4 separate regions of the Homo sapiens genome follow, and regions 1, 2 and 4 are each linked to region 3. The links are chromatin loops, found by intact Hi-C in ENCODE. Cell type or tissue: CD14-positive monocyte. All regions are shown on one strand. Each heading gives the region's core, and the rest is flanking DNA. Links, peaks and the distances in the headings are about the cores only.

Region 1 (7,879 bases), core at 954-5,953, 49 kb before region 3:
GAAATATGTGTACATTGCAGAATGGTTCAGTAGAGCTAATAAGCATATGCATTATCTCGCGTATGTATTTTTTGTGGCGAGAACACTTAAAATCTACCACAGTGATTTTGAAGAATATTACACATTGTTACTAACTATAGTCACCACCAATAGGTTTTTGTGTCCTTTGCATGTAGAAATTAACACTGTTAATTTCAACTAAGTTTTCTTTGCATCCAGAGACGTCTGTCTCCTCCTGCTATCCCCTTGCCCTGTCTCTGGGCCTCCTTGATGATATAGAATGTCCAGAGCCTTGAGGCACTATTGCTGTGCTCTTCTCCTAGCCAAGATTTTGACTGTCCCTGCTGCCATCCATTCCTGATCTCAATTTCTATTGTTTTCCTGACATAGCTTTCCCTTTTTAGTTTGCCTCCCTCTTCCTAGTCAGCCTTCAGTACTTCCTCAGTGCAACAGCTTTCTCCCTCTTAGCCTGAGGAATAACCAGGCATAGACCATCTGAGGTGGCATCACAGGTACATAGATGAGGCACAAAAAACAAAGACAACAGCAAACTGTATCCACATGGGAGATAGTGCTCTCTTGCTGAGCCCTCAGTGTTTTATGTCTGTTCTCTTCTATCTTCTGTGTTCAGCCTGTATAGAGCTTAGTCTGTCCTTGACTCCTAAGGAAGTTCATTCTAGTTTCTTCTGTTTCTTTTTCCAGCCTAGACAGTAACTTTCTCTCCGTTTCTCCCCATTCCTGAGAGCTTTCATGTTTTCTCTTAAGCTAAGGAAGGATGGCTTCTGAGCCCAGGTCTGAATCTGAGTCTAAATCCCAGGTATAAGTTGTCACCATTCTAATTCAGACCTCTTGCTGTTTTTTCTTTTCTTTTTTTGTAGGTGACCTCTGTGCTCTTCCTTTTGTTCTACCCTTTTTACTCCCTACTTGTAGCAGCACTCCTCCCACCCCTTTTTTTTTTTCATCCATTGTTTAACTCCCCAATAATTAGCTTGTGTCTGGTCACTACCTTCCTTTTTACCTTTTTATTCATAAGCACTATCACCCACAGGAATATCCAGATAGTGACCTTGACATTTCACACAATTTGGACAGCCCAGGAATCCTTGTTTATTCTCCCAAAGGCAGAGGAAGACTGGCTTGTTCAGAAAGGATAGCTTAAATACATAATTATTCTATCCTTTTTATTTTTTTCTGTTTCTTCCCAGGATCATCTCTAGCAACAGGTCACACATTGTCAAACTACCTCTCAGCAGGGTAAGTGACCATTCTCCCTCTAAATGCTTTAAATTTCTGGTGAGGGGCAGGGAGGGGCTGGAAGCCAGCTAACCATATTGGTCCTAGATCTGCCTACATTGCTCTGTCCATCAACTTAGTCTTTGGGCCTTAGCATATTTCCCTTGTGTGGGGTTAATGCAAGCCTGATTTTTTCCCCTATCCCCAACCCTTCCCTCCCTGATCTCGATTTCTGCTCTGTTTTCCTGATTCCACCCCCACCCTGGGCAGCAGCTGAAGTTCATGCACACCTCACACCAGTTCCTCCTGCTGAGCAGCCCTCCTGCCAAGGAGGCTCGGTTCCGGACCGCCAAGAAGCTCTATGGCAGCACCTTTGCCTTCCAGTGAGGAGGCTGGGGGCTGGGCAGTGGGGGTGGTGAGGGGGCGGGGATGAGCAAGAAGGATGCCCTTGAGATATGAGTTTGTGTTACATGTGTCCATCAACCAGTCAGCAGATACTTACTAAATGCTATTGTGGTAGGTGCTATAGAGGACAAAAAGGTACATATAATGTGGTCTTTATTCTCAAACTATTTATGATGTAGTTGAGGAAAAATGACATTTACATGTGAAAAGATGTGGCTGAAGAAATAGATTGGAGAGAACAGATCTGAAAGCTACTTTGATGGAAAAATCCACAATTTATGCCTAATTTTGAGAGGAGGGAAAGAGAAAGAGAGGTATTAAAGAGAACTTATAGGGAGTGGTAGTACCCTTTTCTTAAAATAGAACATGAAGTCAGAACTGGAAGCCATATTTGGGGTCAGTGATAAATTTGTTGATTTTCAGATGAATTTATTGAATTTGAAATGTCAGGATAATGGGCAAATAAAAATACTGAACCAGCAGTTGAGGATTTAGGATGGGAGTAGCTGAAGCACCGAAGAGAGGATGGGACTGGAAATAGAGACGTAGAGTTTAACCACACACACACATCTTGCATGCCTGTGACTGTATCCATGTGCATGTCCATCACTAGGTGTACCTGTCCATCTTCATGTCCTGTGTGGGTGAGAATGGGTGGGAATGGCAGTCTTGGGAGTGTTCCTGGGAACCTCATATCATAAGGAGACATGTATTCTACCCTGCCTTACAGTGGGTCCCACATTGAGAACTGGCATTCGATCCTGCGCAATGGGCTGGTCAATGCATCCTACACCAAACTGCAGGTGAGGCTGTGCCCCTTTCTCCTTTATTTCTAACCGCTCCCTTCCCTACTCAGTTTTGTGGAAGGCTGCTCTAGAGTAAGCTGTTTTTGCCTCAGTGTCCTCAAGCCTAACCTGTCTTGTGGAGTTCCCTAGAGAGGAAGTTAGAACTGTATGAATAGAGAACGTGGCTGTTGTGTATTTGATCTCAGTCTGCGTTTTTTTGGTGGTTTGGGGAATGGGAATGTACCTGTAAGCAGGAATATGGAATTGCTGATTGTAGCCACTGTGATGAATTAATCTATTAGAGCTTTTCAATTTATGTGGCTATTCATTCAAGGAGTAGATATGGGAGACTTTTTCTATGCCCTGAGAGACTCCAGGGAGTGTGTATTGGCCCTCCTTCTGGCTACCCGTTCTGTAGTTCCTCTTTTTTGGAATCTGCATATGTACCAAGGCCTGGAGACAGGAAAATGAATGCTGAGGGACTGACTCAGTGGTTCTACCATTTCCCACTCTCGAATGTGTCAGTATGTAGCACTTCATAGGCAAGCAGGTTAACCTGCATCCACTTTTCAGCCAGTTGGCTTTCCGAGAATAGGTGCTTAGGGTTACTTGAATGAGAAGGTAGAAGGAGGGACAGAGGGCTGGATAAGCCTTGCTGCTGCCTAATAAATAGCCATGGGAGGGCCCAGGCTCATATTACTCATCCTGGTGTTTCCCTGCAAGCTGCATGGAGCAGCCTATGGCAAAGGCATCTACCTGAGCCCCATCTCCAGTATTTCCTTTGGATACTCAGGTAAGAAATATTCTGTGGCCACCTTGACTCTATTTACATTGCCTCCATTTGTGAATACATGATTTGTGCTGTCTGTTCCTCCCTCATTATGGATACTTGGTCTGTGTCAGCTCTCTCCCCGATCATGGATACATATTCTCTCTCTCTCTACATTTTCTTATTAGAAATTTAGATTCTTTACAAGGTGAGGCCAGTTATTGTTAAAAATGATGGTTTTATTCATAGCAGGGGCTTGGCCCTGGGAATGGGTGGAGGAATAACAGGGACATAACAAGGCTTTTTGTAGAACACGTTTGGTGTTGGCAATTATAGATTGTGTTTGTGTATACTTGTACATGTAAGTTTACATGTGAAAACATCTGAAGGCCTGAAGGCTTGCGTCCTTTCCATTGGCTTATATTTCTAGAGACACTGTTCTCTCTCTCAACCATCTTTTAAAATTTAAACTGTCTATAATCTTACACTATTATGTTAGTCACATTGAATGCAAGATAAAGCATTTTATTCTAAAGATGAGGTCCAGATTCTAATCAGGAGATGAGTCAAGCTCAGAAAAGGAAATCTGATTTAGAGTTCTCTCAGTCTTCCTGGCTTATGTCTTAGTTCATTTTCAGTCTGCTTTTGTGCTTGTTTGATGTAGTCTCTGTACAAGGTATAGTCACCATGTAGTTGCATGTTCACTACATGAAGGGGATTGTGCTAGATTCTTAATAGATTATTACTTGATATCCTGTAGTAATTTGTAACTGTTACAAAGATCAGAAAATGTAGTGCCATCAGGAGGCTGAGGCAGGAGAATCGCTTGAACCCGGGAGGCGGAGGTTGCAGTGAGCTGAGATTGCACCACTGCACACCAGCCTGGTTGACAGAGGGAGACCCCGTCTCAAAAAAAAAAAGAAAAAAGAAAGTGCCAGAATCAGAGGCCTAAAAACATCTCTAACAACAGAATAAACCAAACAAAATAGAAAAAAGGAGATAATACAGGTAAGAACTAACACCTGTGAAATAAAAATAGGTACAATAGATAGTACCAAAAAAGTCCAAAGATGATTTCAAAGAACTAACAGAACAGATAAACCCTGGTTAGATTAAGAGAAAAAGGACACAATTAAATAATATAATGACCAAAAAAAGCAGTACAACTATAGATAAGCAGAATTTAAAAAGGTAATAAGGCGGGGCACGGTGGCTCACACGTGTAATCCCAGTACTTTGGGAGGCTGATGTGGGCAGATCACTTGAGGTCAGGAGTTCAAGACCAGCCTGGCCAACATGGTGAAATCCTGTCTCTACTAAAAATAGAAAAATTAGCCAGGCATGGTGGCATGCACCTACTCGAGAGGCTGAGGCAGGAGAATCGCTTGAACCCAGGAGGCAGAGGCTGCAGTCAGCCAAGATCAAACCAGTGCACTCCAGCCTAGACAACAAAGCAAGACTCTGCCTAAAAAAAAAATAAAAAGTAATAAGAGAGTTACCTACACTATGCTAATAATTTAAAAACTTTGATAAAATGGATAAATTTCTAGAAAAAGATAACAAATCTGACAAGAAATAGCCTGTATAATCATAATACTATAAAAGAAATAGAAATTGTGTAAAAATTTCCACACACAAAATAAACCTCACCAAGCCCAGATGGTTTTACAAATTAATCTTAAACTTTCAAGGAACAAATTATTTTAGTTTTATCTAAAGTCTTCCAGAGAATAGAAAAAATGGAATTACAAATCATAAAAGATTGATAAATTTGACTATATTAAAATTAAAAACTTCTGGCTGGGCACAGTGGCTCACACCTGTAATCCCAACACTGGGAGGCTGACGTGGGATGATTGCTTGAGCTCAGGAGTTCAAGACCAGCCTGGGCAACATGGCAATACCCCATCTCTGCAAAAAAATAAAAATAACCAGGTCTGGCAGTGCGTGCCTGTAAGTCCTAGCTGGTCAGGAGGCTGAGGCAGGAAGATCACTGAGCCCAGGAGGTTGAAGCTGCAGTGAGCCATGATCATGTCACTGCACTCCAGCTTGGGCAGTAGAGCGAGACCCTGTCTCAAAAAAGAAAAAAAATTTAAAACTTATATTCTTCAGAAGACACCCTAAAGAAAGTGAAGAGACAGGCTACAAACCGACAGAAGACATTTGCAGCACATATAACCACAAAAGATTAGTAATAAAAGTGTACTTTTTGGCTGGGCGCAGTGGCTCACGCCTGTAATCCCAGCACTTTGGGAGGCCAAGGCAGGGAGATCACCTGAGGTTGGGAGTTTGAGACCAGCCTGACCAACAGGGAGAAGCCCCATCTCTACTAAAAATACAAAGAAAATTAGCCAGGCGTGGTGGCACATGCCTGTAATCCTAGATACTCAGGAGGCTGAGGCAGGAGAATCGTTTGAATCTGGGAGGCGGAGGTTGCAGTGAGGTGAGACTGCGCCATTGCACTCCAGCCTGGGTAACAGAGCAAGACTCCATCTCAAAAAAAAAAATAATAATAAATATGTTCAATAAGAAGAGGGAAGTCCCAGAAGACAGAGTGAGACTGTGATGCCTTTTTTATATTGTTCAAAAGCAAACAAAATTAAACATTGTTTAGGCATATATATGTGTATTATGTGTGTGTGTGTGAAAACTAAAGGAAAAAGAAAAAACAAAAGAATAATAACTCAAATTGCAGGATAGTGATTACCTCCAAAGGGAGGCATATAGTTAGATGTAAGTCACTGGTAATGTTTTAGGTTTAGAATTTAGTTCTTTGATTGGGTCTCTGGGTATTCATTGTCTTATTAAAAAATAATAATGAGGCTGGGCATGGTGGCTCACACCTGTAATCCCAGCACTTTGGGAGGCCAAAGCAGGTGGATCACGAGGTTGGGAGTTCGAGACCAGCCTGACCAACATGGTGAAACCCTGTCTCTACTAAAAATAGAAAAATTAGCTGGACATGGTGGCAAACATCTGTAGTCCCAGCTACTCGGGAGGCTGAGGCAGAAGAATCACTTGAACCTGGGAGGCGGAGGTTGCAGTGAGCTGAGATCGTGCCACTGCACTCTAGCCTGGGCAACAGAGTGAGACTCCGTCTCAAAAAAACAAAACAAAACAATAATGTGTTATGAAACAAAGATTATGATTAATCCACACAGGGCAAGTGACCAACACATATTTATTGAATATATGAGTGAATCTTACTCTGTGTGCCTGGCATCCAAAGTGGGGTTAGGGTTGGAATAGTCTTTTTGATTTGTCTGGATTCTTCACTTTTTATCTTTGTCTCAGCCTAAGCATCCCTCTGATTAAGTTCTTTTGTCTTTCCGAGTAGTGAGATTCTCATGGTTCTTGGTGCCCACTGAGATTCTTCTTTTCTGTTTTCTCCCTATGCCCTCCCTTTCTTTCTCTTTTCTCCCCCTGGCCTTTGTTTACTACCAAGTGCCTAAATACCTTTAGTTACCAGATGAAGCCAGAAATCTCTGTTGACCTCTCGTCTTTCTTCATCACTTAACCGATTACATAAAGATATCATAGACACCTTTCATCTCCCTCTCTCAAAGGGTAATTGATTATAGATACAAAATGCAGTTGAATTTTACTATTGGAGTTAGAGATCATCTAATTTAATCCCTTATTACTTTACAGATAAGAAAGCTGATATACAGAAAAGTTAAATGATTTTCTTATGGTCACACAGCTATGAGTAGCAGAGATAGGGCTGCAATCCAGGTCTCCTAATTTCTAGGCCATTGTTGTTATCACTATATGATACGGTTTGGCTGTGTCTCCACCCAGATCTCATCTTGAATTCCCATGTGTTGTGGAAGGGACCCAGCGGGAGGTAACTGAATCATGGGGGCAGGTTTTTATTTGTTTTTGTTTTGTTTTGTTTTGTTTTTTGAGACAGAGTCTCACTCTATCGCCCAGGCTGGAGTGCAGTGGCGCGGTCTCAGCTCACTGCAAGCTCTACCTCCCGGGTTCACGCCATTCTCCTGCCTCAGCCTCCCGAGTAGCTGGGACTACAGGCGCCCACCACCACGCCCAGCTGATTTTTTTGTATTTTTAGTAGAAGTGGGGTTTCACCATGTTAGCCAGGATGGTCTCGATCTCCTGACCTCGTGATCCGCCTGCCTTGGCCTCCCAAAGTGCTGGGATTATAGGTGTGAGCCACTGTGCCTGGCCCATGGGGGCAGGTTTTTCCAGTGCTGTTCTTGTCATAGTGAATAAGTCTCATGAGATCTGATAGTTCTATAAGGGGGAGTTTTGCTGCACAAGCTCTCTCTTTGGCTGCCACCATCCATTTAAGATGTGACTTGCTCCTCCTTGCCTTCCACCATGATTGTGAGGCCTCCCCAGCCATGTGGAACTGTAAGTCCATTAAACCCTTTTTCCTGTATAAATTACCAAGTCTTGGGTATGTCTTTATCAGTAGTGTGAAAATGGACTAATACACTATATTAGACTGACAGAGTAGGCCTTGCTTGAATGACGGGTCTCTGAGGGCCCTATAGATATGTGAGTATGTATAATGGGATGTTGGGGGAAATGTGTGCAAATGTTCCACTTACTGTAGTTACTCCAGCATTTGACCAACTGTCTTGTATGTTTTCTTCTACGCTATTCTGCTCTGGTTTTCTGTTTTTTCTTTCTCACACTATCTTTAGCCTAATGGCATTGAGTG
Region 2 (7,791 bases), core at 1-5,000, 86 kb before region 3:
ACAGCCGCCGTCCACCTCCCACACTCCCTGAGCTTCTCACCCACTCTGCTCGCCCGCTTGCCTTCACTGTGGGCCTCGCGCCCCTCTCTCCCCAGCCCAGAGCCCCGGCGTGGCTGACCCCCTGCAGCAGGCCTACGCTGGGATGCACCACTACGCAGGTTTCACTTGGCGCTACGCGGCCTGGGGGAGGTTGAAGGGCCCTAGAAAGAAATAGGGAGAGTTGTGGGGGATTTAGGCTCTGTTCCAAGGAGTTGATCCTCCCATCCCCTCCTACCCCCAGAACGACCTCTCTTGGGGTGAGGGTTATGGTGGACTGGGCTGAATTGGTCAAAAGCGGCCAGGCAGTTGGGGCCCTGCTTGGGGAAGGGCTCCTGGGGATCACTGTCCACTCCCACCTCTGTCTCCAGCAGCCTATCCGTCGGCCTATGCCCCAGTGAGCACAGCTTTTCCCCAGCAGCCTTCAGCCCTGCCCCAGCAGCAGAGAGAAGGTGAGGGACTGGGGGCTGGACAGCAGAACCTGGTGGGGCTGGACTCAGGGTCCTTCCCCTGAACCAGCTTGCTACTGTTCCTCCAGGCCCCGAAGGCTGTAACCTCTTCATCTATCACCTGCCTCAGGAGTTTGGTGATGCGGAACTCATACAGACATTCCTGCCCTTTGGAGCCGTTGTCTCTGCTAAAGTCTTTGTGGATCGAGCCACCAACCAGAGCAAGTGTTTTGGTGAGCTGAGAACCTACCCCTAGGCCTCTCCCACCTCTGACTATAAAGGATTTCCTACAGACCCTACGATTGCCCTTCCATAATGCAGTGATTTCCTGAGATTGAATGTATGGCACAAAACAGGGTCACAAACCAGTGATGGGCCTAAGTTTAGGCCAACAACAAGCCTTGGCCGGGCATGGTGGCTCACGCCTGTAATCCTAGCACTTTGGGAGGCCAGGGCAGGTGAATCACTTGAGGTCAGGAGTTTGGGACTAGCCTGGCCAACATGGCGAAATCCCGTCTCCACTAAAAATACAAAAATTAGCTGGGCGTGGTGATGGGTGCCTGTAATCCCAGCTACTCAGGAGGCTGAGGCAGGAGAATTTCTTGAATCCGAGAGGGAAAGTTTGCAGTGAATTGTGATGGCACCACTGCACACTCCAGCCTGGGCCCCAGAGCAAGACTCCATCTCAAAAAAAAAAAAAAAGAACGAGCTTTATTTCAGGTTTACCTGGGATGATCATGTGTCCACCAGGAATGTGGCCAGCTAGGTCAGAGCTTTGGAGTCTGGCCAGGGCAGGAGGAGTCTGGTTCTGAGACCAAAGATCCCCTCCAACTCCAACTATGGTTCTGAGGACCAGAATGGGAGCTGTGGAGGGAGAAAGCCAACCCATGCCAGGAAAAACACGGAAACATCCAAATCAACACACTGACCCTGCACACACACTCAGAGTTGCTTCCTATCCTTCCAAGAATCACACCTTTAGGAATCTCAGGCCATCTGCCTATGACTCTGTATCCACACAAACAGTGGAGGGGTATGTGTTTGATGGAACTGGCCTGACGGGGCTGGAAGAGGAGGGGGCTGGTCAGAGAGAAAGGAGGCCCTGCTAGGCAGAGTCCCCAGCTAATCTCTTTGCCCACACCCTCCAGGGTTTGTTAGTTTTGACAATCCAACTAGTGCCCAGACTGCTATTCAGGCGATGAATGGCTTTCAAATTGGCATGAAGAGGCTCAAGGTCCAGCTAAAGCGGCCCAAGGATGCCAACCGGCCTTACTGACCTGCTTTCACTGACCAGCCACAGAAAGGTGAGTCCCTGATGGACCCCAGGTAGATGAGGCCTGAGTGATGAGGCCCTCCCAGCTTTGATGGTCCTCCTTTTGGGACCTTGGAGGCACCCACCTCTGAGAAAGTCTGGGATAGAGAGAAGAGCCAGGAGCTAGGAGGAAACCTCAGATGGAGACTTTGCTTTTCCTTCAATCCAAGGAGATCAATTGGACAACATTCCTGCCCCGCAGTCTAGGAGAGACAATCAGAGTCTTTCTGCCTGGAGAAGCAGTTCTACTCCAGAGACAGCCAATGAGAGTAGAGAACCTGTATGCGGGGAGGGTCCAGGAGACTGGAAAATGAGACTAGAAAAGTAGCTTTGGGCCAGTTTTCAAGGGTCTTCAGGCCATGAGTTTGGACTTTATCCTGAAGATGAGAATGAACTGTTGAGGAGCTTAAGCAGAGAAAGGACTAGAAGTAAGGGCTGAGATAGTGGCAGTGAACATGGAGATGGAGGAAGAGAAGCAAACATGCTTCAGAGGTAGAATCTGCAGGGCCTGGTGGGTGATGGGGAGAAAGATGGGCCAAGTTCTTCTACATTTTTGGCAAGGTCATGGGTCCATAGGATGCTGCCTGCAACTTTTAGAGATTTTCTGTCTCAGAAGGCCCACATGGCCCTGCCTCACTTTGAGCTACCCCAGGAACCTTCTAGAGGGGATGTGGGGTTGGGGTCTTTTGCTCAGGACTCAAGTCTGGCTTCAGTGGACGGGGCTGCTGCCTGGGTCCTGCTGCAGCCCTACTCCTCAGGAAGAGAGGTCCAGCCACTCACCTGAGACGTCACTCATGGGGGCAAGCTGCTCTTCTGGTCTTGCCCTCCAAGGTGATTCTTGCCTTTTCCCCCCTATCTCTCCTTATCAATTAATACACAACAACAGAAACAGAAGAGTGAGAAGAAAGGAGAGGAAAAGCACAGAAACGCTTGAGCAGCCCTTCCCGAAGGAGCAGCTGCGGACGGAGGTGGATCGGACCCAAGGCTGGTGCCTGGGGCTAAGGCCACTCTAAGGATTGTTTTTATCAAGTGGGTTGTTCTGTGCCTGCAGCATAGAGCGCAGGCTGGCAGAGCAAATAGGGCTGGTGAGGAGTGACTGTCCAGGGGAACCAGCAGAGGGCGTTGGGGGTGCCAAGGGCTTCTCCGCAAGGGAAGCCCAGATTTACTTCTTTCAAAATCATATCATTCCTTAGAGTTTAGGGACCAAAGGACTATTGCTTTTTTAAGAATATATATATCTATATAAATTAAAACAAAGAAACAAACAAACAAAAAACAAGACAAACAACTACAAAAAAAGACAGTATAGAGTCTCATAAAAGCTGCCTTTAAATATCCCTAGGAGACAGGGTGAAGGAGACCCTTGACAGCCCCAGCCTAGGCAGATGGGGGCTGTGGAAAGATTGTTCTGTGTCTCATTCCCTCTTAAGCCACTCCCCCACCCTGCCCTTTTAAAAATAATTAAGGATTTGAGGTCTAGGCTCACATGCAGGTAATGAGAACGTTATGGAAGCAGTGAACCCACAATCCACAATCCCCAAACTCAGAGTGCATCCCAGAAGAGGCCCCAGGCAGAGCTCAGGTTGGCCCTGGCCTTTGCCATCCCGGGAGGCCCCCTAGCCAGCAAGAGTGGGATTGCCTTTCCTGTGGAACCACTGCTTCCCCAGGCGGGAAGAAAGAGGGAGTTCTGGCCACCTGAGCCTTTCCCTTGCCAATCCAGGTAGACAGAGGCCCTGCCTTTGGCTGAGCTGAGACACCTCCTGTTTCCCTTCCCCTTGAACCAGTCCCAGTGTCCCCTTGCTCCAGGCTACCTTCTGTCTCTTAGTCTAAGTTTGCCCACCTGTAAAGTAGATTCAGGATATCTGTAGAGGGCTGTGACAACAGACTTGGAAGGTTTGCTACTGTATATACTGCCATTGAGAAGGGGAAATTTTTCAATATGTAGAAGCTTCAGAATTAGAGGTCCCTCTTTACCCCAGACCTGGGAGGGAAGTAGATGTTTTGCCAAAATACTTCTTCATTCCTTTAAAAACTACATCTTTCCTATGCAAGAGTGTCTCACATGTGCTTAACCGAGGTGCTTCTAGTTGGTGAGCAGTGTTGAGCTTAGAAGTGGTGTGTGCTCTGTCTGTCTGTCTTTGTCTGTCTGTTGTATACAGTGGGTGCCATATAAAGCTGATCAATGGTGGTGCTTCCTGCCTGCTTCTGTGAGATGGGCAAAAGATTCAGCTTAGAACACCATGACTCACCTTGCCTTGGTCAGCCTTTCCTGGGCCTGTAGGGCCTTGCACATATTTTTCCCAGGAGGATTTCCCCTCCACCCCACAGGCATGGATCAGCTTGGTCTGAGGCCCCAGCTGTGTGGGGTCCCTCTAATCCCCAGATGTTGCTGAGGCTGAAGGCCTCTGATCTGATAACATGTCAGATAGTAAAAGATGTGGGGGTGGGGGTGGAGGGCTCCTCCTTCATAACAGTTTCTAAGAAAACTTGTTCCCACCTGTTCTTCTGTCTTCGACTCATTTTTGGAGGGAATGGGAATGAAACATAGATCTGGCAGTAATATTACCAGGTAAGGTGTGATGGACATCCACAAATATTTTCCAACCGAGGGAAGAACCAGAGGGTGTATGTGCACCAGCACAATGCTGACACCTAGAGTGACCACCCTAGACACAAATAGAGACACACAGTACCCGCACCCTCAAACTAATATTCACATGGAAGCAGAGAGTCCCCTCAGGCTAGGTGCTAAGCACTGTGCTACGTGTCGGGGCTCAGGTATGTTCAAAGTACTCAGAGTTAAGGGGAAAGAGAGACAAATAATCCAGTTACAATGGAGGGCCATAGAAGGTCTGTGCTAGCAAGAATGAGAGTACCTAGTTCAGACTTTATTGGTGGGGGAGGTCTGTGAAATACTTTCTGAAGGAGATTAAGAAGGGGAAAAGTCTTCAAGGATGAACTGGGACATTTGGACAAAGCCATTTAGACAGCTGCATCATTTTGAAAAATTATCTTTATTACCAAGAAATAATAATAATTACCATTTATTCAGTACCTGTTATATGGCAGATAATGGGCACAAGATAAGACCCTTTTCCCGTTCCTAACTCTACCCTGAACCTTACCATTACCAAGTCATGTCAAGACACTTGAACCAAAATGACATTTAAAATATCTGGCTTCATACTTTAGAGTATGGGCTAAGGACTGGCAGACTGTGTGATTCCAAAGCTTCAGGGTTTGACATGGTCTAGATCAGGGGTTGGCAAACTATGGCTTGTGGGCCAAATCTGGCCTGTGGCCTATTTTTGTATGAACTACCAAACTAATAATTTTTTTTACATTTTTGAAGGGTCGTCAAAACAAAACAAGAAAGTGAAACGGAGACCACATATGGCCCACACAGCCTAAAATATCTATCTATCTTGTCCTTTAGACAAAAAGTTTGCTGACCCCTGGTAAGATCATGGAAGACTTATATAATGTCTGATGAGCTTGAACAATATGGTGTTTGTGTCTCTCTGTGTGCATGTATTAGTCTGGACCTTTTCAGTTGCAAGTGTCAAAAACCCAACTCAAACATGTTTAGGCCAATTGGAAATTAATTGATTTACATAACTGATAAATCAAAGCATGTATCTGCCTTGAAGCATGGCTGGATCTAGGGGTTCAAAGGATGATGTCTCCATCTCTTGGCTCTGCTTCCTTCCATATGTTGGCCTCATTAGTTCTAGTTCTAAAATCCCAGGGAGGACTTTGGCCAGCTTTGGACACATGCCCACCACTAGGATAGAAGAGTAGGCCACCATAATTGACAACTTCATCAGGACTGTGTGGAAGGGGAGAAATGGGTCCCTAAGGAAGAGATGATGGGCAGATAAATGAAATGCACCCACTATATCCCACCCTTTATTGCATCCACCTATACTTTTCTTGACAAACATACAATTTCAAAAATGTGCCTGCCTGACAATGCAATAATCATAGACCCAACAAAAACCACATTCACCTATTTCCCAAGGGGAGATAAAACAGAATTACATCCAGTTGCTTTATTGAGTCCTCAGTCCAGGGTCCCTTGGTGATGGGCAATTCTTGCTCAGGTCTGGATATGACTTCTTAAGATTTTGCCATCTATAGGTAAAAGATAAACTTAGCTACCCCATACTTGCCCTATAACCAATGTGAAATAAGGAGAAAAAGAAGATCACAATTTGTTTTAAAGAGATGGGGCCTTGCTAATGCTGTCCAGGCTGGACCTGAACTGCTGGGCTCAAGCAATTCTCCTGCCTCAGCCTCCTGAGAAGCTGGGAATACAAATACACACCACTGAATAATTTTTAATTCTTTTTTTTTAAATTAAGATGGGGTCTTGCTATGTTGCCCAGGCTAGATTTGAACTCCTAGGCTCAACTGATCCTCTCACCTCAGCCTCCTGACTAGCTGGGACTACAGGTGCATGTCACTGCACCTCGCTATAACAGTTATTTAAAAACCTTCCATTTGGAATAGGGAGAAGAGAATACAATGGTCACTAATCTACAGCATATAACACATCCTTCTGGACAGTGGAGTGAATTTCTTGGCCAACAAAACCTATTGTTTTTGGTCCTTTCCACTGGGACATATCTCCTTTGTCCATTGTTGTTTATGGACATCCCTGAGAGGATGGACCTTTGGAACTGAAGCATCCCACTTCCCTTTTGACATGGTTTTGAGTTATTTATTGAGACAGTCTTCCTCTGTTGCCCAGGCTGGAGTGCAGTGGCGTGATCTCAGCTCACTACAACCTCTGCCTCCTGGGTTCAAGTGATTCTCATGCCTCAGCCTCCTGAGTAGCTGGGATTACAAATGCCCACCACCACACCTGGCTAATTTTTATATTTTTAGTAGAGACAGGGTTTCGCCATGTTGGTCGGGCTGGTCTTGAACTCCTGGCCTCAAGTGGTACATCTCCCTTGACCTCCCAAAGTGCTGGGATTACAGGTGTGAGCCACCGTGCCCAGCCAGTTTTGGATTTAAAGATTGACGTAGAGATTAAGCATTCCCAGATCTTTGTTTGTCAGTTGTGAGGATTCTCTGATTCGTGGGCTTTCTTTGAGCTGGTAACCATCATGAGGAATCCTTGATAATGTCCTGCTCCATGAGTTTCAATCCTAGCTCATGTGATTTCTTCGTCTTAGCAAGAGGTCACACTTTAGCCATTCCCCTACCTCTCAGCTTTGTGGCTTCCATAATGGTCTGTCTATAGTGGTAAGTCAACCTTAATCTGCTCACTACCCCCAAAGAGAGATTACTCATTCAACACTTGGCTGACTCACGCTCCAGTGACCTTGGTCTTGACCAGATATTCAAAATACCTGAGCAGTACTGGCTCCTAGGCCTCAAGCCCCAAGGAGATGCATAGGACAGGATGGAAGCAACCAGTCAAGCACTCTTGGACCAGCAACCTGCAGCTTGCTCTACTCCTCCAACTCTGGCCATGGCCCATTATTACATTGAGGCCACACAATCGAAAGACTCCTCAGGGGAGTCTCTCAGTTGACACTGAATTTTGGGGGCCCTCTTACAACCTCTAGAACTTAGGGGCTCTGGGCAGAGTCTTCAGCCTCCAGCAGATCCCCTAGAATGAATTTCTCTCGCTGGATGCAATCTGGGTGTCTTGGATGTAGGGAGAAAAGTCCTCTGGTCTGAGATAGGACTGGTGACCTCTGACCTTGAAGCAGCTCTGGTTCTGCTATGTCCTCTGACCAGACCTGGGGGCTCACCCTGGCCTCAGTGGAGCAGAACATGCATGTAATACCTTCCAAAAGAGGGTGCTATGATGTGGAGATCACAGAATCTCACTTGATCCTTTCCAGCTTGGGCTGTAATCTTTGAGCAGCCACTGTCCTGATTGCACTTGCCTCCATCATGACATAGCCAAACCCAGCAGGGACTCACAGGCTGTTTCTGGCCTCTGAGCCTCATTCATGGCCAGTATATTTGCACAAT
Region 3 (7,879 bases), core at 1,578-6,577:
TGGGTTTGAATCTAGGTCTACTGCCTCCAAAGCCAGTCTTCTCTCCTGCAACATCATGCTCTGTCTAGCAGGAGATGAGAACAGGTCTCCATTTGGAGCCTGTCAGTGGGGTCAGAGACTAAGATTCAGGCTCAGGGTCTAAATTCCATATCCTTTCTTCCATACCCTGGTGTTTCCTATGAACAGATAGATACTTTAGGGCTGCAAGGTTTGGATTGCATGGCACTGCTCAGAAGATAAGTTACAGGTCTGGGCTAGGCTGTAGCTGCCCCTCCAGGTGGCTAGACCTTTCCTTTCTGTGTCACCAGTTAACACTGGCCAACAGTTCCTTCCATTAACTGTTCACTGCTTTCTCCTGTGTCTAACTGATGCAGTTTATGACCCATAACTAAGAGCAGTACCAGGTATGGCTCTGTTTCCTGTTCATGTCCCCTGTCCTCTGGGCTGCATGCATTCCGTTCTTACAGAAAGAATACCTTTAACCTAGTACATCCTGCCACACATCTGCTTCTACTGTGAAATTGATGAGGGGGTATTACCGATTCTTCCCTCACCCATCATTTACTGAGATGCTGGTGATTGCATTATAATCCTCTAAAGCTTACATTGTCTTTCTGATTCTTGGTCTTATCTGAGCAAGTGATCTATAAATAACTCAGTGGCTTTCTCATGACTGTTTTAATTATTAGATTTTAATCAAGTGTCTTATTAAATATATCTGCATGCTTCCACAGGCATCTGTCTCTTCACATGGCTGTTCAGTGTGCCTCTCACAAGTTAGCCCACGTTTTCTGTTCTCCTGCTTCAAACTCAGTTGAGCTGCCTTGCTTTGGCTTTGATCCCAGCTTTCCAGCGCTGCTCAATCTGTTGCCATGGCAGGCCATTGGAAAGGCTCAGTGCATCCCCGTGCCTGAAGCCAAGTGAGCGCTCACTCCATGCATGCATGGAGGCTGGGCAGGAGCCTGCCTAATCAACCAGCCATGTGAGGAGGGAGGGCCTGTTCCTTCCTGTAAGCTATGTCATGAGGCAGCGTGGTCAAGTCCTCTGCCAGGGAGTGGCCTGGGCCCAGCCTGGGCATGTTTTCATGCCAGGGTGCTAGAGCCTACTGCCAGATTGTCTCCCTCCACCCCCAATGAAAAAATCCTTCCAGAAGGGAAGAGCCAATTTCCCCTGTATTGGAGGGGAAGTGGCAGCACCTCCTGAAGCAGTTGGACTTTCATCACCCTACCTCTGCATCTGCCTGAAGGACAGATTTAGCCAATTAACCTAAGGTTACCTTCCTCTCTGATAAATTCCCCATTCTGTCTTCCCATGTGTTGTGTCTCGTTTTTTTCCTCCTCCTTCCCTCTTCCTTGCCCCCTCTTCCCCTAAACCTTACAGATAGCTCGTGAGGCTGAGGCAGCCATGTTCCACCGCAAGCTGTTTGAAGAACTTGTGCGAGCCTCAAGTCACTCCACAGACCTCATGGAAGCCATGGCCATGGGCAGCGTGGAGGCTTCTTATAAGTGTTTAGCAGCAGCTTTGATAGTTCTGACGGAGTCTGGCAGGTAGGGCCCTAAGGGCAGGTAACACTGTTAGGATAACCAGCCTCTTGCTCCACCTGCTCTAGGAGAAGACAGCCAGGCCCAACCTGGCATCTGGGCACAGAGCCTCTTCTCGTCTGTAGGAACACCGCCAGGGAGGTCATGGCAGGGCAGGACCAAAGGGTCCTGTGGCTCAGTAGGCACAGTAGATGTCACAGGCACTTGGTGAAGGACTGGTTTCTGTGGAGTCTTGATCTTGGCTCAGCTCAGAATCTCCAGTGATTGGGCTCCTCTTGGCCTTTGTTCCCAGGAACATGTTCCTCACCAGCTGTCCGGTGACTCTTCCCCTCCCTCTCCTTTTGTGACAAAGCTCTGACAAAGCTCTGTCCCCCTCTCGTCCCTCTGGACGGATGTTGCTCCCCTAGATTGCCCGTGAGGCAGAGGCTGCCATCTACCACTTGCAATTATTTGAGGAACTCCGCCGCCTGGCGCCCATTACCAGCGACCCCACAGAAGCCACCGCCGTGGGTGCCGTGGAGGCCTCCTTCAAGTGCTGCAGTGGGGCCATAATCGTCCTCACCAAGTCTGGCAGGTAGGAGGCGGCAGCGGCTCCCTGGAATGCCCTGCTCAGTGGTACCTCACCTTGGGGGTCCTGGGAGCAGTCCATTGAACAATGCTCAGGTGGCACTGAGCCAAGGTAAGACCCCTCTGCCTGCCACCTTGGGCCTGCAGGGAAGGATTGAGCAGAGCCCCTTCCCTGGGCCCAAAGGACTCTAGGTAGCACTCATAAGGAATGTCAGAACATTTGGATCAAAAGCAAATTTATGCTGGAGATTTATTACATAACAGTGCACAGGCTGACTACAAATGGTTATTTGATATTGAAAATTTAGTCCTCTAAAATTGTAAAAGATAACCACTTTTGCTTATTCCAGTTACTATGTGCTCTTTAAAAATTTCAGTTGGGAAATGAATTTATTTAAATGCTGTTTACTGTGCCTCCATTTGGCACACTAGTCCCTGCTGTTTTTGAGCCCTAAAGACAAATTGGGTTCCAGCTCAGGAGAGGTTGCTGTGCTATCTTGGCTGACATTCTGTGGGGCCTGGCAGCCAGGCTGAGGACTGTGTGGCCTATGCTGGGCCTCCAACTTGGGATCCCTTCCTTGGCCCAGGACATTGAGTTAATGTCCTTCACTCTCCTAGTTAGGGAGTATGCTCCTTGTCCCTGTCCACAGGGCAGCAAGGGTTTCCTGGAAGAGGGGAGCAAACAGGCAGTGCCCATGCACTGAGGAGCAGCAGATGGGCGTGGGCAGCCCAGAGAACCAGGACACAAGCTCTGTGCAGATGCCCTCAGCAGAGGGCTCCAGCCTCCCACTCTTGGCTGAACAGCTCCAACCCGTAGGGTTGACCTTTCTTAAAAGGTCCAGTTCTTGCTGTTTGGCTATTTTAAGCTCTAGTCTTCTGGGGTTTCACTCAGCTGGTCCTGGCTTCAGCAATTGCTTCCCTCTGAAGGCCTTGCATAGAGGCCAAGCGTGAAGTGCAGGGACTTCTCTGCTGTGATGTGGCTTAAGTTTCCCTGACACCTGTTGAGTGTCCTCATAACTTCCCTTCTGGTGCCCCTCCCCAGCTCCTGAGACACAGCTGCAGCTACAAGTGTGCAGTGTCAGTGTTCAAGAAAGTGCCTGGCAGAGGGGCTTTAGAAGGGTCCCCTGCCTTCCAAAGGAGCTTTGGCAGGCAGAGCTGCTCCTGCAGCAACACTCCCATTTCCTGTTCTTGCCTGCTGAGTAGCACCTAGATTTCTAAGCCTCATCTAGATACTCAGATTTGATTCTGGGCCTTTATAGCCCAGTTGCTGGGACTGTTTCAGGAGCTAGGGGCCATGTGGGGCAGGGAGAGGGCACAAAAGTAGAGAAGCCTGATGTTGATTCCCAGGGGGCTGGTCAGCTCTGCTACTGCTCCTTGCAGATGTCAAGAGTCAGGTGCTAGTCACGTGCTGCTTGGCTTGTCACTGTCATTGGCAGCGAGAGGAATGGGTGCTGGTGACATTGGGCCAGGGCTGCCTCTCTGTGTCAGAGTTCAGGGTGTAGGAGGGGTTCTGCCAACCATGGGCTGTGTGGGGTAAGTGGGTGAGGCTGATCTTGCTGGGTCAAGGTGATCCTGAGCCCTTGGCCTGTGGAATGGGGGTAGAGGGCAAATGGTAACCTAGCATGCTGTGGGGGATATAGGATGAGGGGCTGCCCGAGCCTCGGGAGGGGTCCTAGGGAGCAGATGTTGAAGAGGCCAGAGCCCTCAGTGAGCTGGATGAGAGGGTGAGCTGTTTGAACGCCCTGAGGGTACTTCCTGGGGCCTCGTGTAATGGTCTCTTCTGTATGTCCCCCATCCCATCTCAGGTCTGCTCACCAGGTGGCCAGATACCGCCCACGTGCCCCCATCATTGCTGTGACCCGGAATCCCCAGACAGCTCGTCAGGCCCACCTGTACCGTGGCATCTTCCCTGTGCTGTGCAAGGACCCAGTCCAGGAGGCCTGGGCTGAGGACGTGGACCTCCGGGTGAACTTTGCCATGAATGTTGGTACGTGGCTGGAGCAGGGGCTAGAGCCTAGAGGAGCTTGGGGATGCTTGAGCATTGGCTTCTGTGGGACCCCGAAAGTTTGGGGAATAGAAAGGGGAACACACAGACCTTAGTGGGGCAAAAGGCCCAGCGACTGTTCCTCTCCCTTATTGGGAATGTTCATTCTGAATCTCTCATTCTCCGAAGTCCTAAGCTGAGCCAGGAGGGAAAAGGGTCCTTTGAGTTGTAGGGCTGAGCAATTCAGTTCCTCTTCTCTTCTAGTCTGGGGCTCAAAGCAAAATTGTCCATTTTTTGGCATCTGCTCATTACTGAGAGTTTTTTTTGTTTTTTGTTTTTTTTTTAAATAAAATTGGCCACAGCTCCTGTGCTGTGGGGTGGCATACACAGATTACGTACTGATGTGGCCATTGTCCCTGTATAAGGTAGGGTATCATCAGATGACAGGAAGCAGCTAGCTCTGACCCTGGGCAAGGCTTTGCACCCTCTCCAGGATAGTGAATGATGTCCAAAGGTCCCTGCCAACCCTGCCATCTGAGTGATAAGGACATTTCAGGGCCTTCCTCCTGTTTGCCTGGGCTGTGAGTTTGGTGCCACCTTGTGGTGTGAGGAAGTAGTGGTCAGCCAGCCTAGTTCAGTACTCAGGCTATGGGGCAGCTGCCCAGGTGCAAACCTGCCTGGCTTGGCTTTTACTCACCAACCTCCCTTCTCTTCCTCCAGGCAAGGCCCGAGGCTTCTTCAAGAAGGGAGATGTGGTCATTGTGCTGACCGGATGGCGCCCTGGCTCCGGCTTCACCAACACCATGCGTGTTGTTCCTGTGCCGTGATGGACCCCAGAGCCCCTCCTCCAGCCCCTGTCCCACCCCCTTCCCCCAGCCCATCCATTAGGCCAGCAACGCTTGTAGAACTCACTCTGGGCTGTAACGTGGCACTGGTAGGTTGGGACACCAGGGAAGAAGATCAACGCCTCACTGAAACATGGCTGTGTTTGCAGCCTGCTCTAGTGGGACAGCCCAGAGCCTGGCTGCCCATCATGTGGCCCCACCCAATCAAGGGAAGAAGGAGGAATGCTGGACTGGAGGCCCCTGGAGCCAGATGGCAAGAGGGTGACAGCTTCCTTTCCTGTGTGTACTCTGTCCAGTTCCTTTAGAAAAAATGGATGCCCAGAGGACTCCCAACCCTGGCTTGGGGTCAAGAAACAGCCAGCAAGAGTTAGGGGCCTTAGGGCACTGGGCTGTTGTTCCATTGAAGCCGACTCTGGCCCTGGCCCTTACTTGCTTCTCTAGCTCTCTAGGCCTCTCCAGTTTGCACCTGTCCCCACCCTCCACTCAGCTGTCCTGCAGCAAACACTCCACCCTCCACCTTCCATTTTCCCCCACTACTGCAGCACCTCCAGGCCTGTTGCTATAGAGCCTACCTGTATGTCAATAAACAACAGCTGAAGCACCTGTTTCCTCTCTTTTCTGCTGGGGAGGGGGAGGTGGTTGAACCCTGCCCTCTGAGCAGGCTGGGAATGGCTGCAGCCTCGTGCCCCGCAGTGGGAGCTATGGTGGTGTCACCTGCCATCCTGCCCACCTCCTGGTGCAGAGGCGCTGGGAAAGCAGTAGCTTACTATCTTAGGGTTACAGGTTGCCCCCTTCAGTGCTGCGGGGAGACTTTAATGGCTTACGTGAACCGAAGATGGGAAAGAGCAGGGACAAGGCCTCCCTCCCACTCTGGTAGATAAACCCAAATTGCAAAGTGGCCTTGGCCATGGTTCTTCCACTTTGGTCTTCCTGCATTAGCGTATCCCTTATGGGGGCTGTAGGAGGAGTCAGCTCTGGGCGCCTGAGACTGGGTTTGGCTCCCAGGTCCTCAGTTGTGGACCTAGGCTCCCCTTGGGACCCCTCCTGTTTGCTGGTGCCCTCCCACCATGATGCTGTAGTGCCAAAGGGCTGGGGGAGAGAGTTGGGAATGGGACCAAATCTGGCCTGCGCTTTTCCTCTCCCCTGACCACACTCCCAAGGACCAAGTGTCCTGGTGGGGATGGAAGAGGAAAGGGCCTGCAGGCCAGGCAAAAGCTCATTGTCACACTGAGCGCACGTGCCTCTGCTTCCCTGCCTTTGATTTGTGTCCACCTTCAGCCCCTTTGCAGACTCCTCCAAAAGTGTATTTCCTTGGAGAAACTGCAATGTTAACTCCGGCAAAAGTGCGTGGGAGCATCCTGGCTCCCGGGTTCGTGGTGGTGACTTGGCTGTCAGACCATGGTGTTCAATATCCCCTTTGGTGTTCCCCACTGACGGTAAAATTGAAACTTATCCGGAGCTCTATGTTGGGAAGGGTTAGGTTGGAGAGGGGCCGGAATTGGTTCCTGCAGAGGGACCCAAGCCGCAAGACTAGGACGACAGAAGCGTCCAGAGGGGACACAATACCCTCGACGTGAGGGACAGGAGGTGCCGCGCCAGGCCCTGGCCTCCGGGACCTCCCAGTCCGGGGAACCGAGCGCTAGGATCTGCTCAGAGCTTGGAGCCCCACCTGGGGAAGGTGGGGAAGGAGAGAAGCTGGGGAAGCTGGGGAATGAGGGGGAGGAACGGCCAATGGGCTGTGCCCGGCCCGCGCGACCCGCCAATGGGCGGGCGGGCGGGGCGGGCTCTCGACGGGGCGGGCGGGGTCCGGCGGGCGCTGGGTCCCGGCGCGCGGTCGGGGCGCTGGGTGCAGGCGCCGGGATGACCGCTTTAAGCCGGAGCGAGGCCACCGAGGAGGGCGGGTAAGGGGTTGCGGCCCGGGGGCCGGTCTCGGGGGTTCCGGAGGCCGCCGCGAGGGGCTGCTGCCGCGCGGGGCAGGACGGCTCCTGGGGCCGCGGCAACTCGGCGCGTTCTGCCCACGGGGCAGGCACTTCCCGGCCGCCGGAATGCGGGCTCCGGGCCAGAGCTGCACCGCGCGCCCAGGCGTCTCCCGGGGCCCGCGAGGTGTTCGCACTAGGACCGGGTGTCTTGGCTGAGTCTGCTGCGACCTGGGGGATGAGGGACGGTCCCGGCAGCATCGGGGCAAGGAAGGGCACCCTCCTCGGGACGCCCCGCATGGCCCATCTCCGCCTCGCCACTCTGTTCATCCTTTCATTTATTCATTCATCATTCGTTGCCCGCGGTATCGACTCCCAGTCCTAATTGCCCCCGACCCAAAGGTTGGATTTCCCTGCGTCCCCTGGAGGGCCAGACTGTTTCCTCTCGCCGCCGAATCCGTATTGTAGCGGCCCGCGGCTGCGGGGAGGCAGCTCGGAGCTGTCTCAGCACGACGCGGCCTCCCCCGGGCGCCAGGCCCATCCCGGTCGGGCGGGCTGGGGCCGGTCTCCCGGCCTCGAGACCTGGTCCAAAGTCGCCCTGGGAGAAAGGGATAAGGAGGCAGGGCAGACAGGAGCTGGCGCTGCACGTAACATCCAGAATTGTGGTTTCTGCTGCTTGAGGTCTTAGGGTCCTGGGAGTGACATTGTTTGGGGGAACCTGTCAATTCCTGCCCCGGTCCAGGTTCCAAGCCGCACAGCCTAAGGTCGGGTACAGCCTGGCATCCTCGGCCAGCTAGCACTGGGGCAGGTAGGATGAATGTGTGAGCCTTGTGTCCAAATCAGCCCGAGACACACAGGGATGTGGACCCCAGCGGGACTCCCTCTGCCTTATACTCAGAGGGACTGGTGGGGCTCCACCCCGCTGTCGTCTGTGTCTCTGCTCTGCTTGCCGCCCCACTCACTATGCTTGATTGTTTAAAGGTGCCCCTCCTTGCAGGGGCCAGGCTCCTAGGGAACGAGAGAGGG
Region 4 (7,879 bases), core at 1,057-6,056, 470 kb before region 3:
TCTCTCTCTCTCTCCTTCCTTCCTTCCTTCTTTCCTTCCTTCCTTCCTTCCTTCCTTCCTTCCTTTCTTTCTTCCTTTTTCAGACAGAGTTTTGTTCTTGTCGCCCAGGCTGGAGTGCAATGGCACGATCTCAGCTCACTGCAGCCTCCACCTCCCAGGTTCAAGCTATTCTCCTGCCTCAGCCTCCCAAGTAGCTGGGATTACAGTCACTCACCACCATGCCCAGCTAATTTTTGTATTTTTAGTAGAGACGGGGTTTCACCATGTTGGCCAGGCTGGTCTCGAACTGCTGACCTCAGATGATCCACCCGCCTCGGCCTCCCAAAGTGCTGGGATTACAGGCAGGAGCCACTGCATCCTGCCTGTCTGTGGTATATTATGCTCTATACACTTTGATTTCTATTATTATTATTATTTTTGAGATGGAGTTTACTTTTATTGCCCAGGATGGAGTGCAATGGCATGATCTCGGCTCACTGCAACCTCCACCTCCTGAGTTCAAGCAATTCTCCTGCCTCAGCCTCCCAAGTAGATGGAATTACAGGCATGCGCCACCATGCCCGGCTAATTTTGCATTTTTAGTACACATAGGGTTTCTCCATGTTGGTCAGGCTGGTCTCAAACTCCCAACCTCAGGTGATCCACCCGCCTCAGCCTCCCAAAGTGCTGGGATTACAGGTGTGAGCCACCGCACCTGGCCTGATTTCTATTATTTCACATAATTTTTACAACAAATCTGTAAAACGAGGTTTCCATTTACAGATCAGGAAACTAAGAGCCTTGAAATGATTTTCTCAGTGGTAGGTGGTAGTGGTAGGTTAGAACTGGCAAACAAGCTTATGGTTTGATGTTTACCCACTAGCACTACCTCCTTCAAAGCTGATCACAAATCATGATAGTGAAAGAAGCTTTGAAACTACGGATCTCTAACTCCCTTTTATACGACTGGAAGGGACCTTAATTAAGACCCTTCTATTTACAGAGGAGGAAACTGAAGCCCAGAGATACCAAGAGTTGGCCCAGGTCACACCTTGGTGATTGTGGAAGGACTAAGAGAACAAGCCTGACTCTGACTCCCCGCCCTTTCTCCATCCCACCTCTTGCTGCCCCAGCCAGGAGCCTAGATCTCAGAATGCAGTCAGAAAAATCCCTCACTGAGAAATATTAAGACTAGAATGCTAAGAAGAAATGTTAACAGTTCCATAGAAAATGACAAAAAGCATGCATATATAATTTATGAAAAAAGAGAACAAAGTTTTTTTTGGAAAGTTTGACTTAACCATTGCCAAGTAAGAACTGCAAATTAAAGGAAAAACCATTTGAACTCAGTTGACAATGACTTTTTTAAAGCTAATACTCATTGTTTTGAGGTGTGGGCTTTGTTGCATGACTGAAAGACACTCTTGTAGCTGGTAGAAGTAAAACTATTACAGTCTTTCAAGAAAGCAGTTGAGTATTGTGTATTTAAGACCTTAAAAATATTTAAGGCTTTGATCTAACAATCTGAATTCTAGGGAAGTTTTCAAAGATAATCAGGCATGTGGCCAAAGAATGTTACATGCAACATTATTTATAATATTGAAAAATTGATCATCTTATTATGTCCCAAGTACAATGGTTTAATAAATCAGTGTAAATTTATATGATGTGACGTTATGCAGCTGTTAAAATCATAGCTTGGAATATTATTTGATAACCTGGGAAAAGGCTTATGATATATTAGGTGAAAAGGAGATTTCAAAACTAAATAATCTGATTTTAAAATTATTAGTAGTAGTGCACTGAGAAATGGGTTGGAAGGGAATCAGTTAGAGGCTATCAATCATTTCTGGATAGTCAGTCTTGGAACATGCCCTGCTCTTAATAAGGTGTGCACTTTTATTTGTTGCTCAAATAAGCAAATGAATAAATTGTGGGATGATGAATAATTTAAATTTTCTTCTCCATAGGTTTTGGAATTTCCCAAATTTTATGAGAATATTTTTATTATCATAAAAATTAACCAGGCAGGGTGCGGTGGCTCATGCCTGTAATCCTAGCACTTTGCGAGGCTGAGGTGGGTGGATTGCCTAAACTCAGGAGTTTGAGACCAGCCTGGGCCACACAGTCAAACCCCGTCTCTACTAAAATACAAAAAAAAATTAGCCGGGCGTGGCAGTGTACGCCTGTAGTCCCAGCTACTCGGGAGGCTGAGGCAGGAGAATTTCTTGAACCTGTGAGGCAGAGGTTGCAGTGAGCCAAGATTGCGTCACTGCACTCCAGCCTGGGCAACAGAGCAAGACTCCGTCTCAAAAAAAAAAAAAAAAATAGGCTGGGCACAGTGGCTCACGCCTGTAATCCCAGCACTTTGGGAGGCTGAGGCAGGTGGATCACCTGAGGTTGAGAGTTCAAGACCAGCCTGATCAACATGAAGAAACCCTATCTATTTAAAAAATACAAAATTAGCCAGGCGTGGTGGTGCATGCCTGTAATCCTAGCTACTCAGGAGGCTGAGGCATGAGAATCGCTTGAACCCAGGAGGCGGAGGTTGCAGTGAGCTGAGATCGCACCATTGTACTCCAGCCTGGGCAACAAGAGTCAAACTCCATCTCAAAAAAAAAAAAATTATGAAAACTTACAGCATGTTGACACTAACTGAACAAGATAGAAAAAAAACAACTAGTATTTTTTGTTCAATATCCTTCATTTTTACCACTTTCCAAAAGTTTAGAATACTGAAACTCAATGTTGCCTTATTTCTAAAGCTGCCAAACCTTTTGTCATTTCTGGACTTCAGTTCCCTCCTTTGTAAATAGAAGGAATTTAATTAAGGTCTCTTCTAGCCTTAAAAAGAGTAGTTATAAATTCATTCCTCCTCAGTGATCCTGGTTGATAGAATTCTTCCTTTATCAAAAGCCTCTGCTAAAGAGCACCCTCAAAGTTAAAGTCATTGTAAAAAACTCTCCCCGGTTTTGCAGAGACTTTTTTTGTTTTGCTGCATGACTTTCAGACAAGCACTAGACTTGTGTCATTTCCATATGAACAGACACATGTTTTCCGGAGGGCAGGCTGTAGTTAGGGCTGTGTCTCTGCTACTGTGTCTCTGCATAACCCAACGGGCTTGCATGAGAATAGGACTTTTCATCTCATTTCCATTGGTTTCATACATTAAGCAAGTCAATTCACATGTGCTACAGGTCACAGTGGGAACTCTCCATGTAAGGCTATAAGTGGTTCAGCTCAACCCATTTCTTATTTCTGAAAACAACTTGAAGCATGCAGCCTATGGCTGGAAGGCAATTGAGTTATATTTATAGAAGGGCAGCTTGATCTCTTTGCATGATATCCTGTCTTTAGAAAGTAAAAAATAAGTTGCTATGTGTCATCATCGCGTATAGGCAACTAGATGCAGAAATTTAAAAAGAACAGATCTCTTTACTGAGACCCAAATACATCCCTGACATCGCCCCTCCAAAGTGCACCACCTCCAGTGAGTCTCCCTGTCATGCCCAGCCAGTGGACAGCCAACCCCCACCATTCCTCCAGCACTCCCGTGGCCAATCATGGGGGTGCTGTGCTGGCAGCCTGTGACCTGACATCTCTACCAGTCTTCCAGTCCCTCGTATGTCAGGGAATGTGTCCTCTGCTGGCTGTGTTCTTTTTGGAACTCAGGGGAGGGAAAAGGCCAAGCCATTTCTAGGGTGCTGTTGGGAGCAGTGAAAAAGCCACACCCTTTTCAAGGGACACTTTTCCTGGAAAGCCCCTGGAGCTTAGCTGGCTGTTATCCTGTGAAGCCGGCTCTGGCCACTAGGGGCAGGGCCATGAACTCAGCCTCGAGGAGCCTGCAGGGCAGCTGGCACTCTGGAGGGACAGACAGAACAGGTCACCAGGTGCACTGGAGGGACAGACAGAACAGGCCACCCAGTGCAGACAGGAGAAGGAGGGAGGGGGACGGAATGGAAGACTCCTGGGGTGAATGGAAGTCAGTGCCCTTGGGTGCTAGTATCTGTCTTCCCGGCCACCGCTAGATCAGGCTTCTGAGCCTGTTGGCTGTCAGGGCTGGACTGTGCCCCATAGGCGCCATGGCAGTCCCAATGAAATCCACCAGGTGTCACTAGGCAGCATAAAGGTAACAGGCCTGGAAGGTCACCAACAGCCCAGCTGGACATGCTCAGACAACTCTGGGGCTCCTCATTCAGTGGCACAAACTCCAGGACCCAGTGAGGGAAAAAGGAACACACCAGGCTGAGCAGTATGGCTAAATCCATTTATTCCAAAATGAAAGGCAAAATAAACAGGAGTCGCATCACCAGGGAGCCACAACCCCATCCCCGCCTCCTTCCTCTGCCCCATGCTATCAATAAATAAGTTTCCCAGCCACAAATAATGATTAGAACCTCCTCCTCATATGCCAGCTCCAACCTCTGCTAGGTACGATACAGGGGGTGGCCCTACCCCCTGGAATATACAAAATGTTACACAGATACTATATGTACACTGGGGCCTTCCCAGCAGCCCGTGCCCTCACCTGCTCTACAGTTAGCCCCATTGTCCCTGCCTCAGCTGCCTCTCTGAATAAGAAGATGGGAGCCCCCTGAGGGAAAAGTTGCTTTGGTGAGGGTAGGGAGGCCATCAGGCCGCCTCCAAACAAACCGACTCCACCAGCCTCTGGCTCTTAAATAACAATCATCATCATCCAGAAATTTAAGGACTCAGCCCTGGTCAAGGTGGCAAAGGGTCTGTTTGTCTCCCCCCATTAGACAGGGGTCTTGTCTTGCTACCCTAATGATAAAGGGGTAGGAAGGGATGGTAGGGACACGATGGCGGCAGAGACTCCAGCCCCACTTCTCCAGGCTTATGCTGACAGAGGCCTGCTTTTATTTATTTTTATTTATATCCCATGACTTATTTTTTAATCCCGTAACTTCTTTTTCATAATACTTTTTTTAAACTTTTCATAAAACTTTAAATACTTTTTTCACAACTTTTTTTGCCACGACTTTTCCACATTTTTTATCCCATAACTTTTTCATCCTACAACATTTTCTAAATCCCATAACTTCTTTTTAGTTTGTATTCTTTTAATAAACACACTTGCATAGTTAATTACAATTTTGTAAAAATAAAAACTGATTATCTCATGCCAAGCGTGCCCAGCATTTGCACAGTCTCAATACCTGTAATACTATAGTTTTCAAGACACACAAAATTTTAAGGCAAAAACAGCACTTTGCAACCATTTAATAATTTATTACATTACAGTAGCATCACAGTAGCAGTCAACAATGCCACTTTAGGCAACAGTGTTTCAGTATTTCTATTATACATTCTGTTTACAAGAATTCATAAACTGGTAAAAGTCATTCTAAGAAAACTTGGCAAATAAAGCCTTGCATTGGAATTGGCATTTCTTTCTCTACTTTTCCTTCCCCCAGTTTCTTTCTTTCAAACTACAGTATTCATATTTTAAAGTGTTTTAACTTATTTCAAAACATTAAGATAGCAGTTACACTTATGAATAGTTATATTCTTTTAAAATGACTCTTTAAGATAAAGTTTTAGAGAAACTATATTATGGATAGGGCTGATTTACATTTTCACATTTTCTAAATATCAGCTTTGGTTTTAGAACTGACTTGTTTTCATTTCTGGAAAACCCATCAGGTTAAACAAATACTTTAAAAATGATTATATATTGCAATCTTTAAATAGATTTTTAATTCTTTACTTCCTACAGAAATTCAAATTTATTCAGTTGAACCCACACTTTAAAATTCTATGTTTCTGATTAAACTCTACCCTTCTAATGTTGCCTTCTAAGCAAATTGAAAGCTGCCTTAAACTGAATGAGGAAGAGAACAAATACTTGGCTGAATGAGGTATTGCAAAGGACCACATGCACTTTGAAGAAAGACTTAAGTTGTTGTTATATGATTTACATGCTATTTAATTTTTCTTAAATATATGACAGAATACCTACACAAAGAGTGGTATTTCAGTTAATATAGTACATTCATTTTCCAGACTGACATTCAGCTTAAATATGCCGGTGTGTGATTTAATCCACAGGTACCTGATGAACACATTATTGTCCGATTGGTTGCAGGTGCTAAAGGCTAGCTGAAGATCATTCCTAGTCATTTATATTTATCAGGGTAAAAGTGAAGTGATTTGAACTATAAAAATACCTTTGAAATAATTTATCAATGTATTAGGTAAACCCAGTTTCAGAATTATAAAGAAAAACTGTTAGACCAAATAAGGTGGCTAATTAACAGTGGTATGATTTCTAGCCCGAGGGTCTAAATTGGACTCAAACTGTCTTTAAACTGAACTCAAAGAATGCAAAAGTGGCAAGTTCAGAAAATAAAAGGCAAGAACAGGACTTGAAGTCCATTTTAAACCCTCGGGCTAGAAATCGTCCTACTGTTAATTAGCCACATTCGTTGGTCTAACAGTTTTTCTTTATAATTCTGGAACTGAGTTTATCTAATACATTGATAAATTCATACAATTTGGAAGAGTCAGTTGAAGTCACAAGGACTTAATATTTGCACTCTTTCACTGAATGCAGGCACATCTGTTATTCCATCTGTAAAATCGTATTATTGCTCTCCTATTAACGTCATATGTATAAAAGTATCATGAGGATGCCAAATGCTAAAAATGGAGATGGTCTAGTAACTAGAAATGCCCACCCCAGGGAGCGCACACACATCTCTCCCTGCATCCTAATACTGTGACGTATTTTGGAACACAGACATTAGAACTTCATGAACTTTTAGCTGTTGATTCTTTCCCAAGCATCTTAAAGTTATGATTTAGGCAATGTATGACTGAAATAATTCACTCATCACGTATAGGCACATTAACATAAATATGGCACAAAATATGCCTCTAACTGAAACTGAGAGGTATAAAAACATATTTCACTCTTTGTGAAGAACTTTGTGAGGAAACGTAAGTCTGTCATTGTATAGACACTTTTTCTCATAATACTTGGACATTCGCAAACATTAGATTGCACTGCAGCTTGTAAACATTTTAAGTTGCATAAACTTCGCCTTGATTTTCATGTGTAGTATAATACTGTCTACTAAAACTCCTTTTTGTTTCAACTAAGTACTCTCACATATATTGGTTTATAATAATGGTTGTTATTATTTTTAAAGTGTTTTCCATTCAAAGAAAAGAAGTAAATTCCTACGTCAGAGTAACTAATGTGGCTGAAGAATAGGTATTAGCCAGAGAGGTCTAGATGATAAAATCAATCTTCTAGCCTCAAAGAAGCTCCATGAACATAGAGGAAGGCCAGGTGTCACACAGCTTTCCTTCACTCGAATTCATTCTTGACTAGAGCCTGTATGCCTCTTCCAGGGACATTTAAACTCTTAAAGGATTTCTTATGATCTTCACTAAATACCTTAAGAAGAATGCCAACCAGTGCCCTTTTGTGTACTGGGACATATACTCATGTGATTAAAACAGGTAACATGAACTCTGACTTTAAAATGTATTGTAGATATAAATGCTCTAAGCTAGAAAAGGTTTTCCACATCCACAGTCAATGATGGGAGCCTTTCATTCCTCAGAAATAATCCCTTTTTAGGTCATCAAGAAAGGGTACAACTGCTGCAGCTCATGATGCAATATCTTCATGAGCCCAGAGCACATACAAATCCTAAGGGAACTACCATAGTACAGCGCTCATTCTTGGCACCAGAACAAATGAAACACACTCTATCCTGCACACACCTGCCAGAGCAGGCCACTTTCCTCTTCTGTGAGATTTAAAAAGCTCCCCAAAATGTTATTACTCCCATCCCCAATACACAGAAAATAGGGAAAAGGCTGTTTCCAGTTCTTGGCCTTTAAACAACTCTAAATGTCAGTACTCACA

What was found. Hi-C counts contacts between places; a loop is a spot of excess contacts. Peaks named below come from ENCODE experiments on the same cell type or tissue, not always from the same donor. Only the 100,000 strongest peaks of a DNase experiment are listed, where the experiment ranks them.
Region 1: a loop joins it to region 3, with 2.6 times the contacts of the local background. A loop is called at or near these places in 12 of 110 quality-filtered maps.
Region 2: a loop joins it to region 3, with 6 times the contacts of the local background. A loop is called at or near these places in 81 of 110 quality-filtered maps.
Region 4: a loop joins it to region 3, with 5 times the contacts of the local background. A loop is called at or near these places in 3 of 110 quality-filtered maps.

The regions. Positions count from the first base shown.
Region 1 is chr15:72,244,582-72,252,460 of GRCh38, reverse strand. It overlaps PARP6 (poly(ADP-ribose) polymerase family member 6), which reads left to right. Exons shown (of 24, transcript NM_001323532.2): 17 at 1,206-1,254; 18 at 1,507-1,616; 19 at 2,369-2,441; 20 at 3,147-3,216. Among named protein-coding and RNA genes, the nearest start is that of PKM, 17 kb to the right of the region's middle. In CD14-positive monocyte, for the core only: no CTCF peak of the experiment used is centred there; a DNase peak (open chromatin) is centred at 2,880; H3K27ac peaks cover 1,675 bases.
Region 2 is chr15:72,281,235-72,289,025 of GRCh38, reverse strand. It overlaps CELF6 (CUGBP Elav-like family member 6), which reads left to right. Exons shown (of 13, transcript NM_052840.5): 9 at 96-158; 10 at 408-488; 11 at 575-718; 12 at 1,634-1,789; 13 at 2,684-4,299. The coding sequence ends at 1,761. It overlaps LOC105370887 (a long non-coding RNA gene), which reads right to left. Exons shown (of 2, transcript XR_932440.3): 2 at 5,835-5,931. Among named protein-coding and RNA genes, the nearest start is that of PARP6, 13 kb to the right of the region's middle. In CD14-positive monocyte, for the core only: CTCF peaks have their summits at 2,745 and 2,944 (motif pointing right); a DNase peak (open chromatin) is centred at 2,895.
Region 3 is chr15:72,196,690-72,204,568 of GRCh38, reverse strand. It overlaps PKM (pyruvate kinase M1/2), which reads left to right. Exons shown (of 11, transcript NM_002654.6): 9 at 1,949-2,115; 10 at 3,914-4,095; 11 at 4,813-5,540. The coding sequence ends at 4,919. It overlaps GRAMD2A (GRAM domain containing 2A), which reads left to right and starts at 6,782. Exons shown (of 12, transcript NM_001012642.3): 1 at 6,782-6,838. The coding sequence starts at 6,798. RefSeq lists a silencer at 6,635-7,054 and an enhancer at 7,165-7,344. In CD14-positive monocyte, for the core only: CTCF peaks have their summits at 4,495 and 4,694 (motif pointing left); a DNase peak (open chromatin) is centred at 4,678; H3K27ac peaks cover 2,932 bases; H3K27me3 peaks cover 1,290 bases.
Region 4 is chr15:72,666,929-72,674,807 of GRCh38, reverse strand. It overlaps GOLGA6B (golgin A6 family member B), which reads right to left. Exons shown (of 18, transcript NM_018652.5): 18 at 5,209-7,879. Among named protein-coding and RNA genes, the nearest start is that of HIGD2B, 15 kb to the left of the region's middle. RefSeq lists enhancers at 3,645-3,694, 3,073-4,050. In CD14-positive monocyte, for the core only: CTCF peaks have their summits at 3,555 and 3,757 (motif pointing right); a DNase peak (open chromatin) is centred at 3,777; H3K4me3 peaks cover 414 bases; H3K27me3 peaks cover 226 bases.